Linked DNA regions of Homo sapiens: region 1 is linked to region 2. Evidence: chromatin contacts called from ENCODE Hi-C or POLR2A ChIA-PET data. All regions are on one chromosome and are shown on one strand. Each heading gives the region's core, a stretch centred on a gene start or an enhancer-like site at or near the end of the contact. The rest is flanking DNA. Distances are from core to core; before and after follow the strand shown. Region 1 overlaps LPP (LIM domain containing preferred translocation partner in lipoma). Region 2 has its middle 31 kb from the start of LINC01991.

Region 1 (4,950 bases), core at 271-2,770, 300 kb before region 2:
GGAGATGTGTTTTAAAAGCCTAGGTTACTCAGAGAGAGAGGGGTAGATTATCAGAGATGACACGGAAAAGGCACCTCTACAACAAACAATCATACTTTTGACTCTAATACAATGGAGAATGAATAAAGCGTCTAATAGAGAAGAGTGCCACACACAGTGAGAAAGTCCCTAGGGAGTATTCTGACCAAAGTCTTGGTCTTGAAGGAGAGGCATAGTCTTCTAATTGCTTTGATGAATCACAGACCAAACAGTGATTCAGCTCTGAAAGAAACCTTAGAGATGGGCATTCCAAGGTCTCATGGGGTTAGTAGCAGAAGCAGGACTGGAACCCAGAACCCAAGTTGGACCACTAGACTGGTGCCTCTCCCTAAGCCCACTCTGCCTCTTCCATGTCTGTGAATGAGCTTACCACTCCTAGCTATGCAAAACTGCATAGAACCATTTCAGCAAGAGGCTCAGGTAGCATTAAAGAAGTTCCCACCTCAACGATGTCAATTTTTTGTTACTGTTGTCTTGAGGAAGCATGTTTGCTTTTAAACGCTCCCAAATTAAAAGCCATTCTCAGCCTTCCTACAATTGTATGTGCGCTGGGCGCAGTGGCTCACTTCTATAATCCCAGAACTTTGGCAGGCCGAGGCAGGCAGATATCTTAAGGCCAGGAGTTCGAGACCAGCCTGCACAACACGGTGAAACCCCACCTCTACTAAAAATACAAAAATTAGCCGGGCGTGGTGACGGGCACCTGTAAGCTACTCAGGAGGCTGAGGCAGGAGAATCGCTTGAACCCGGGAAGTGGAGGTTGTGGTGAGCAGAGATTGTGCCTCTACTCTCCAGCCTGCGCGACAGAGCGAGACTCTGTCTCAAAAAAATAAAAATTTTAAAAATAAAATAATTAATTAAAAAAAAAGATGTGGACCTGAACTCAGATTAGTGTCAGAGTGAACTTTCTAGTTAGCCTCCTCTTTCCACAGTGAAGAAATTACACCCAGAGAGACTGAGGTTAGTCACCCTGTCCAATCACAGCACCAGTTACACAGCACCTGAACTCAGAAGGGTCTAGCACCTTTTGCTCAGTGCTGCCAGTGTGGTGGTCTATGGCCTCATTCTCATAGCCTGCAAGTGATAGACCCCAGGACAGCAAGAATCATGCCAAAAGGATAACATCAATTAGCCTGTGTATTGTAGAAACAGATCACGAGATTTTAGAACGTAAAGAAAGAGAAAAAGAAACGATTTATTTCGCAGCTTTCCGTGCAAGCTTTTCAAAGGCCCTTCCCAGATCCGGCCTTCTGAGACACCACCCCAAGCCCCCGGAGGTTTGTTCTCTACTTAAATTGCCCCAAACTATGCTGTTTTCCTATCAATACTCAACAGCAAAGATGGAAAAGAATTGCCAATTTCTTGTGAATCCTGAAGATTTCCTTTATGAGTCATGGGAAACTAAAATAACCTGAGGGGTAGGGGGAACGGTAGAAACAGTTTTAAATCGGTTCTCACTAGTTTGTTTTACAGTGTGGTATAACTCCTGAGAACAGAAAAAATCAAGTTTCTAGAGTTGTTGTAAAAATAGGAGTTTTTGTCAGGTTGTGTCAGCTGTCACTGTGGCATTTCTTATTAGTATTTTTCTGTCTTTTTTTTGTTATATTAATTATAGTTTGATCACTGTAAGAGCTATTTTGAATCTATGGGACTTTCCTAACCAGATTGTTTTGGCATTTTAAAGTTACTCACATTCAGGGCCTAAACAATATAGCAAGTATCTTTTCTTCCTCTCTTTTTTATACTCAAATTCTGAACAAAGGAACCATCTGTTCTCTCTCTGAAAACATCAGCCCTTGTTTTCATTTTTCATTAATCATAATGCCTCAAACTTACATAATCTCTTTCTCCAACTTGCTTATTAAAGCATTTTGTAGACATCGCCTCATTCGTCTTCAATATCATCCCCTACAAACTAAGGAGAAAGGGGAAATGTTTGCTAATTTTCACTTAGGTAAGTGATTATCAGATGTTTAATGAATTTTGCATGAATGATGGCATGTTAGCCTCAGAAGGGACCTTGATGATCACCTGGCCCAGTTCTGGCTCTTGCATTTGTAAAATGAAGACCCAGAAAGGAGAAGTGATTTCACATTCTATTTGTGTACCTAACTCTCTACTCCTGACTGTAAGTGGTGAGGGTAAGAACCGTGTCTTTCACAGTTTTGTATCTCCAGTACCTGGTGTGTATTTGTTGAATGGATGAAAATGCTTGCAAATAGTCACACAGGTGGCTATGACAGAGCTGGGGTCAGAGCTCTACTCTCCTGCCTTCCCATTCAATGTGTGTGGTTTTTTTTTCCTTCTTCTTTTCCTTCTCTCTCTCTCTCTCTGTCTCTCTCTTTCTTTTTATAATACAATATAGACCTGAATGCAAGAAGAATCAAGCAGAGACACAACTAAAAAGGTGATGAGGATGGAGAGGATAAAAAGCAGGCTTTTACCTATAAGTTAGAAATAGGTTGAACAAACCCAGTAGAAATCAAGTTTAGCCATTAGCCATGCTAAAAAATAACCCATGTTAAGGCTGAGTGTCTAAAAGCTCTGCATTCCTTATGTGTGCCATATATTTAAGGATTTAGTGGATTCCTTAAACATTACCCAACTGAGGAAATGATCTGTCTTAACGCCAAAGGACAGCATGCCTCCTTAACACCTATTAGCCCAAAAAAAGCACATCATCCACCCTGCGATTTGGCCTCATCACTCACTGTAACTCAAGAGGACATACAGCGTCAGAATCATGAAATCTACCAGCCCAAAGTTTTCCAATGAGCAGAGGTCACTGGAATAAAGACCTTTATTCCATATGCCTAGCTGGAAGTCAGAAATTCATTTGACATGTTTCTTCTTATTTTCAGAATGTCCTACTCCCCACCATTACTCTTTGAAGTTATAGGGAAAATAAACTCTTTCTAGAAAAACAAGTTAAATTTTCAATTCTATCATCTGAAATTACGTATATAGTAGTAGTTATAACAAAGTCAACGACTCTCTGAAGATTCTTTAAAAATAGGTTGTCCATGTAGATGAGAAAGCTGTAGGTCTGAAGAGAGAAGGAAATCTTTTATTTTTCAGTAAAAGAAAAAAAGAAAAGAAATCAGAGGGCCAAGGAGAACTCAAGTATATTATAACACGGTCTCACATGAAGTACATCAGTTACAGATACAAGCAGGAAACAAATTAGCTTCAAAATAAAAACAAATCAACATAAATGAACCTTCAAACAACTCTGATGACTTTTTCTCCCCCAAAGGGAAAGATGAAAGGAGATTAGAAGGAAGAGAAGAGAAAAAGATGAGGAACGAGTAGGGAGATGCTTAAATCCCTAACACAGCATGTCTCACACAAACACAGCAGGCTGCCGAGGGTGTCTGGGGCTGTCCAGCACACAGCGGACAGGCGTTTATACCCAGTCATGCAGGATCAGCTGGAGAAACGTACAGCATGTACTTCAGGGCAAACAGCTGCAGAGAGGCCTGCGCAGATAACAGCAGGTTGGATTCATGCTATATCAGTAGTTCTATCCATACCCACCACCTTCTGCTCCTAGAGTGTCAGGCTATCCCCATGACCACTTATCATTCTTGCAGCCACTACGTGGAACATTAACCCTCTATTGACACTTCCCTGATAAAACTGTGCCCATTTCACATGTAGGGACATTCTCACTGTCTTGCTACCTCTAAAATCATCACTTTAGACTATGCATACATACCCCGTAACATCTTAACATTTTTCATTTAAAAATAAAAGAATCATATAGTTAAGGACATATAAAAGATCCACAAAATGTTCCCTAACTGGCCTTGCTCTCCACACGGAACTTTTTCAGAGCATTACTTTAATATAGCCAATAGGGAGGTTCATTCACTAAGAGTGTCTCTGATCTCTGCTCGTGTGTCTGCTCAGGTCGCCGAGGACAGAGCAGCCCTGCATTTGGAGCTCGCCCCTCCCTTGCCATGCTCCTCCCACCAAAACCATGTCTGAGGGAAGAATCCCAAAGAAGGTTGATGTGTTATCCCACCTGAGCAGCCTTACTAGTTGACATGATTGGATAGTTATGATTACGCTTTTTTATATGAAAGTTTCTACCCAAATATGTTGCTGGTCTAATATCCTAACTACTCAATAACAGTGGAATGAGTTTGAATAAAGCTCTCAACTACTCTAGGCACATCAGTTTCCTTCCCTACAAAATAAAGCAGTCAAATTCAGTACGTATAAGACTTCCTTCCAACTCAGAAATTCTGTGCCTATGAAGTTGCTACTGTCAAACAATCTGACCTCTCCCTCTTCATTTGTTCCTCTTTACCTCTTTCTCTCTCTGTCTCTCTCTCACACACACACACACACACACACACACACACACACTCTTACCCAAAACTCCTGACTCTTATGCAGTCAACAACCTTGTTAGGCAAGCTGTAAGCTATTCCTACCCATGTTCCCCCTCACTACTTTTTGGCTTAAAATTTGATACCAAAAGGATTTTTAAATTAGTTTATGAAAGGAAAATGAAACACACAGATATCATTTACACATAAACCCCACCTTGAGATGAGATCCTCTGAAGGGTCCAGCAGTCTCTCCATCATCCCAGGTCACAGATGTATCCATCTGCCAGCTCCATGAACTACAGGACAGCAATACCAGAGATCTAGGTGCTCAAGTCCCATCTCTATTTCTTGCTCTCTGAGACCTTGAGCAACTCATTTTACTTCTCTGGGCCTCAGTTTCTCTGACTGTAAAGTGAGGTGTTTGGGATAAAATAAATTGCAAATGATCTACCAATTTTGATATCCTACCCTAGAGGCCTGAAATTTCATTAGAAATGAAAGCAAATACCCATCCAAGCCCTCTTGACTGTATTGGTGTTTACATAGGACCTGCCAGATAAATTAAAGTGAC
Region 2 (4,843 bases), core at 2,339-4,838:
AAGCTCTTTCTCACGGCCAAGCCTCTTAGGAATTTTCCCAGACTGCCATTGGAGATGATAGACACCTAGAGCCAGAAGGAGGCAATCCTAGGATCTTGATTTACAGTTGATTATAGAAGCTGACTTCAGTCTAGGCAGAATCTAATCCAGGAAACTTGGCTTAATATCCCCAGGGATGGGGAGCGAGAAGGCTCATTGTCTGTATAACCTAAAGATCAGTGGTTTCCAAACTGTAATTCTTAGAGCTCTAGACCCTTGCTTCTTAAAGTTTGGTCCATGGATCAGTGGCATTGACATAAACTGGAAAGTTATTAGAAATGCAGAATTTCAGGTCCCACCATTGACCTCTAAATCGGAACCTGCGTTTTAACCATACCCACTATGGATTTGTGTACACATCAAAGTTTGAGAAACACTGTTTTAGAATCCCTTTGGGGTACCTGAGAGAGTCACCAGTGGGTGAACTCAAGTTGTATATGGTAGGGTCCCATAAGAGACAATATTTGTGAAGGGAGTGCTGTTCGCATTTTTTTTTTCAAAGATTAAAAAGTTGAAACCAATGTGGTCCTTTCCTTCCTTTGTTAAAAAACGAAATTGTGTGGATGTTAGGACCCTGCTCCCGGTGTCTCCTTCTGGGCCACGCCCCTGACTGCCCTGCCTTGCACATTACCTCCTTGGATGCCTGAGTGCTTTGTGCCCAACACAAGCTTGGCACAAGGATGAGGCGGCTCCAGAAGTGAAGGGCTGTCTTAGGAGACTAACGAGACATTAGATTGTTTCCTAGGCCATGCCATTCCCGCCTCCAAAGGTCTAGCCTTGAGAGTGCTACCTGGTGAGGCAATGATGACACAAAATGGGAACTTGTCACGACCTGGGAGTTTAGAACTCAGCTTGGTTTTCTAAAGGGGGAGGGCAGAAGGGTGCAGAGCTTCCTCCTCTGTAGGTGGAACTATGCAGGGAGATTAGTGTTTGTTTTGTGAGGAACATCCTGGCAGGATCGGAAGAAGCACCGGGAACTGAGAAGAGATAAGCCTGCTTCCAGCTGGCATCTGGGCACAGCCCTGCAGTAGCAGGCTTTCAGGATTTCCAGAGGGAGTGCTTGGCGGCCTGCAGCAACGTCTTCTCAGCATCTCAGTTTGCTGCCATTATAAATAACTGTGATTTGCATTCCCTTCACATCGTATTCTGGAGGAGTTCAAAGCATTGTGCTACCAATTTCCCCTGGCCCACCCTCACACAGGTCCCTTAGAGGCAACATTCATGTCTTCCATTTTACAGAAGGGGAAACTGAGGCTCTAAGAAGTCATGCAAAGGTACCACCTATGTCTGCGCACATCTAGGACTGGCAAACTCTGGGAAGAAGCAAGCACCTTAGCACAGCCTCAGAGCCCCCAAGACATCAGCCCCAGACTATTTCTGGCCTGAACTCCAGCTTCTCTTCCTCCTTCAACCTACCCTCTGCCCAGACAACTCAGCCCTGCCTGCCTCCCTAAACTCACTAGACCCTCTAGTTACGCAGACACATTCCCTTCTCCCCTCTCCTATCTCTATATCTCACATACACGTTTTCACCTCTCTTGTGACACAATTGTCCTCTCCTGATTGGAGCTGTCTGACAACATGCTCCCTGGACAACTACCAGACTTCAAAACCCTGCAGGCAGGGGTATGGTTCAGCCCTTCAGCTCACAGCACAATGCTGTCCTCCAAAAATGCTTGTGCAATGATGAATTCATCAGAAGACAGAAACATACAAACTAGTGGATGAAACAGAGGGAGTCTGTATTTATAGAATCTCATGGGTAAAACAGTCATGTCGTTCAACAGTTCTGATACTATGGAAGAGCTCATTCTAAAAGCATTTGAAGTAGAGGCTGTTGTTTCCTATTAAAATAAAAACGCTTGCTGTACTTTGGGGAGGTCTTGAGAGACACCACCTGGCACTGGCCTGTGACTGAAGACACTTGAGTTCTATGAGTCTCAGGGTGTGTGTATGTGTGTGTGTGTGTGTTTAACTGAGAGTACTGAGATGATTTACTACCAGGGTTGTCATGAAGATGAAACAAGGTAAGGTACTTATACATGTTTGTTGCAGGATTGCCACTCGCTATGCCTTTGATACTTAACAGCTACTAGCTAGTCAGAGGAATCATCCGTTTTTCTCCTATCACAGAGCCCAAATAATTCATGGGGATAGAGGAGAAAAGGGCAATAGGAAACTTGAAACTGAGTCTTCCTTTTCAGGACATGAATGCTCTGGATCTTAGGAAATGGTTATCCAGGATTCTAAACCTAATGATTTAAAGAAATGGTGTCTGATATCCAGCCCCATGCTAAGCTCTTCCTTAGTTTCAGTTGTGTGACTTACTCACCAGTAATTCAGGAATTGAGCACGCCTGGACTCTGGGCCTGCGGTCTCCATCCTAGAGACCTTCACACTGGGCAACCAGAGGTGTGGGGTGGAGAAAGGACTGGCCTGGCATCCGTGGGACCAGGGTTTGTCCTCTGAATCATCTCTTGACCATGGAACATTCATTTCCCCTCTTTGGGCTTTAGCTTCCTTGTCAAATGAGAACCTGGACTAGCTGCTCCATAAGACCAATCACCATAGTTCTGTTATGCAAAATTGAGATGTTCACAGTCTCTGCTCCCCGGCATCTGCATTCTTCTTCCTTCTTGTCATGTCTACCCATCCTAATGACTAGGGTCAGTTGAGTGAGAAAAAGCCTGTAATATAGTGCTTTACATGTTTAAAGTGCTTTCATACTCACTTACCTTATTCTACCTTTACAAACAGGTCAACAGGACACACAGGTGGATGTCATAATCCCCATTTTATAGAATATAAGAATGAGTCTTAGAGATGGGGAGGGGTGCTCAGTAGAGGCAGAGCAGCACCTTTGCATTCCCTGTTCTGATTTTTTCTGCCAGTGACTCCCAGGACTGGTGGCGGTTATAGTGCTGGATTTGGTTCCCTGGACCAAAACAAAGCCCCTTCTGCTTCCTCATGATCTTTCTCCCACTGCCCATTCTCCCACTGCCCAGGTCCCAGTCACCTTAGTCCTTCTTGCTTGGCCTCCCAATAAGAGTAGGATGTGGTGGAGCTGAGTCCGGGGCAGAGCCACTTGGTGAAGTTTGACAGGGGTTGGTTTTACCCTTCTGCCACTTCCTCCTTCATCCTGTGCTAAAGTATTTCTTCAGGTTTCGCCTTTTGACCAAGCCTCCACACGAGGGTCTGGGAAACTTAGAGCTATTGTTCTGTGGGTATGCAGAGGCAGAATACTGAGAACAGAGACAGTGCACGGGGGCAACCTAGGCCAAGTGTGACAGTGAGACTTCTGAGATGCATGCTTGACTTGCTCTGATGGGTTGAAAACAAGTAATTGGGCAGAAAGTCATGCACCTGGAAGATAAAATGATAAGCTTCTAAAGTGGGGGCAGGGAGAGGTAGCACAATGCTTGCAATGAAAACAGGTGTATGCATTATTAAGCAGAATTAGTCAAGGTGAGTTGGAAGAATTTAGGCATCTCTGTTGAAACATTTTTCACACCCATCCTACTTTTCTTAACTACCACCGCCCTCTCACTTCTCATTCAGGAGGTTGCAAAAGCCTCCCAACTGGTCTCCCTGTGCCAGTCCTTTCCGGCTCCTTTCCACCCCGCAACATGGATCTCAACCTACCTGTTCAGCTGTATTCCTCAGTGCTCCCGTCTGAGCATGCAGTGCTGCAACCCAGGCAAACGACTCACTCTTCTCGTCCTGTACTTTTCCATCTCCAGCCTTTGCTAGTGTGTTTCTCCCTCTGCTTAATTCTCCTACCCTGCAAGTAGAAATCCAACCTCACTCTTTCAGGCCCACTTCAAATGCCACCTCCCCTGTGAAGTCTTTCCTAATCCTACCCTCTTCTTTCCTTCCCAGAGGAATGACCCCTCCCCCCTCAGGAGTGTATAGAACACTCGATTACTTGGCCTGCCCTTTAAGGGTTCCTATTGCCATCTACCTGGTATTTTAACTATTTCTGTGCATGTCCTATCTCCCCTACCAGACGGGGATCACCTTGCAGTCAGGAAAGGGATCACTTTCGAATTTGCATCCCTCAAAGTCTTGGCTGCTGTTTAGTTATCTGAAGAATTAATAAAGACATGAATGAAGAGTACTTGTTGGGACAGGAAAGAGAAAAGCTCTAGCATCTTAGCTTAAAACTCAAATTAAACTGGTGATGCAATTTGAGACACGTGTTGAGTGAAACGCAAATAAATATGTTCAAAGAAAGCTGGATCAGAAAGAAAAGAGCCTGGCAAGGGAGTGCAACCCAGGGGACCAAGAAAATAGGTATGAGGGAGAGGGAGACAGTAATGTTTGTTTTATGCTTGGTAACAGGAGAAGTCAACAGAAGCTGGAAGAAGCATTTTAGGGTGGGACTGAATGAATCACAGAGCTTCTATTTAACCCTTATATAGCCCCATATGTCTTCCCCAGTGTAGAAGCCGTAGGAAAGAAAAGTGTCTGCAGTATTAGTCGGCATCAAGAGTTATGATTACCTTTAGTCAGGCCAGTGAATAATTTTAACATGGGCACGGTATGATCCATGCCACTGAATGTTCACAGCCTACTTGGAAAAGACGACATGGTTCCAAGCAACCATGACAAAGTATATATTCAAATGTGCCTTCAGAATGTATAGAACACTTGCTATGGGACAGTGGAAGAGCCCACCAGTAATTCCAAATAGGAGAAGGTGGAAGCAAGCACGATGAGGGAGACTTTATGGAAAACATGATTTAGAAGCAGAGGCTTCAAGAATGGGCCCAACTTTCACCAGTCTCCGGGAGTGGTCCGTGAG

What was found. Hi-C counts contacts between places; a loop is a spot of excess contacts on that map. ChIA-PET counts read pairs that join two places held with the same protein, here RNA polymerase II (POLR2A). Pooled maps may share reads with other maps.
Region 1: a loop to region 2 is called in a map of OCI-LY7, with 7 times the contacts of the local background. The contact joins two enhancer-like sites. A Hi-C loop is called at or near these places in 2 of 168 maps with a recorded cell type or tissue (OCI-LY7 and heart right ventricle) and 1 of 50 pooled maps. POLR2A ChIA-PET finds 5 or more read pairs at or near these places in 1 of 52 experiments (OCI-LY7).

Annotation. Positions count from the first base shown.
Region 1 is chr3:188,239,806-188,244,755 of GRCh38, reverse strand. The region is part of intron 2 of LPP (LIM domain containing preferred translocation partner in lipoma); the gene reads right to left. Among named protein-coding and RNA genes, the nearest start is that of FLJ42393, 64 kb to the right of the region's middle. Within about 2 kb of position 1,520, at least 4 of the 41 ENCODE cell types and tissues checked have a DNase peak (open chromatin) inside an H3K27ac peak, as active enhancers do; they include OCI-LY7, where a contact is called at or near this core.
Region 2 is chr3:187,943,361-187,948,203 of GRCh38, reverse strand. No RefSeq gene overlaps it. Among named protein-coding and RNA genes, the nearest start is that of LINC01991, 31 kb to the left of the region's middle. Within about 2 kb of position 3,588, at least 3 of the 41 ENCODE cell types and tissues checked have a DNase peak (open chromatin) inside an H3K27ac peak, as active enhancers do; they include OCI-LY7, where a contact is called at or near this core.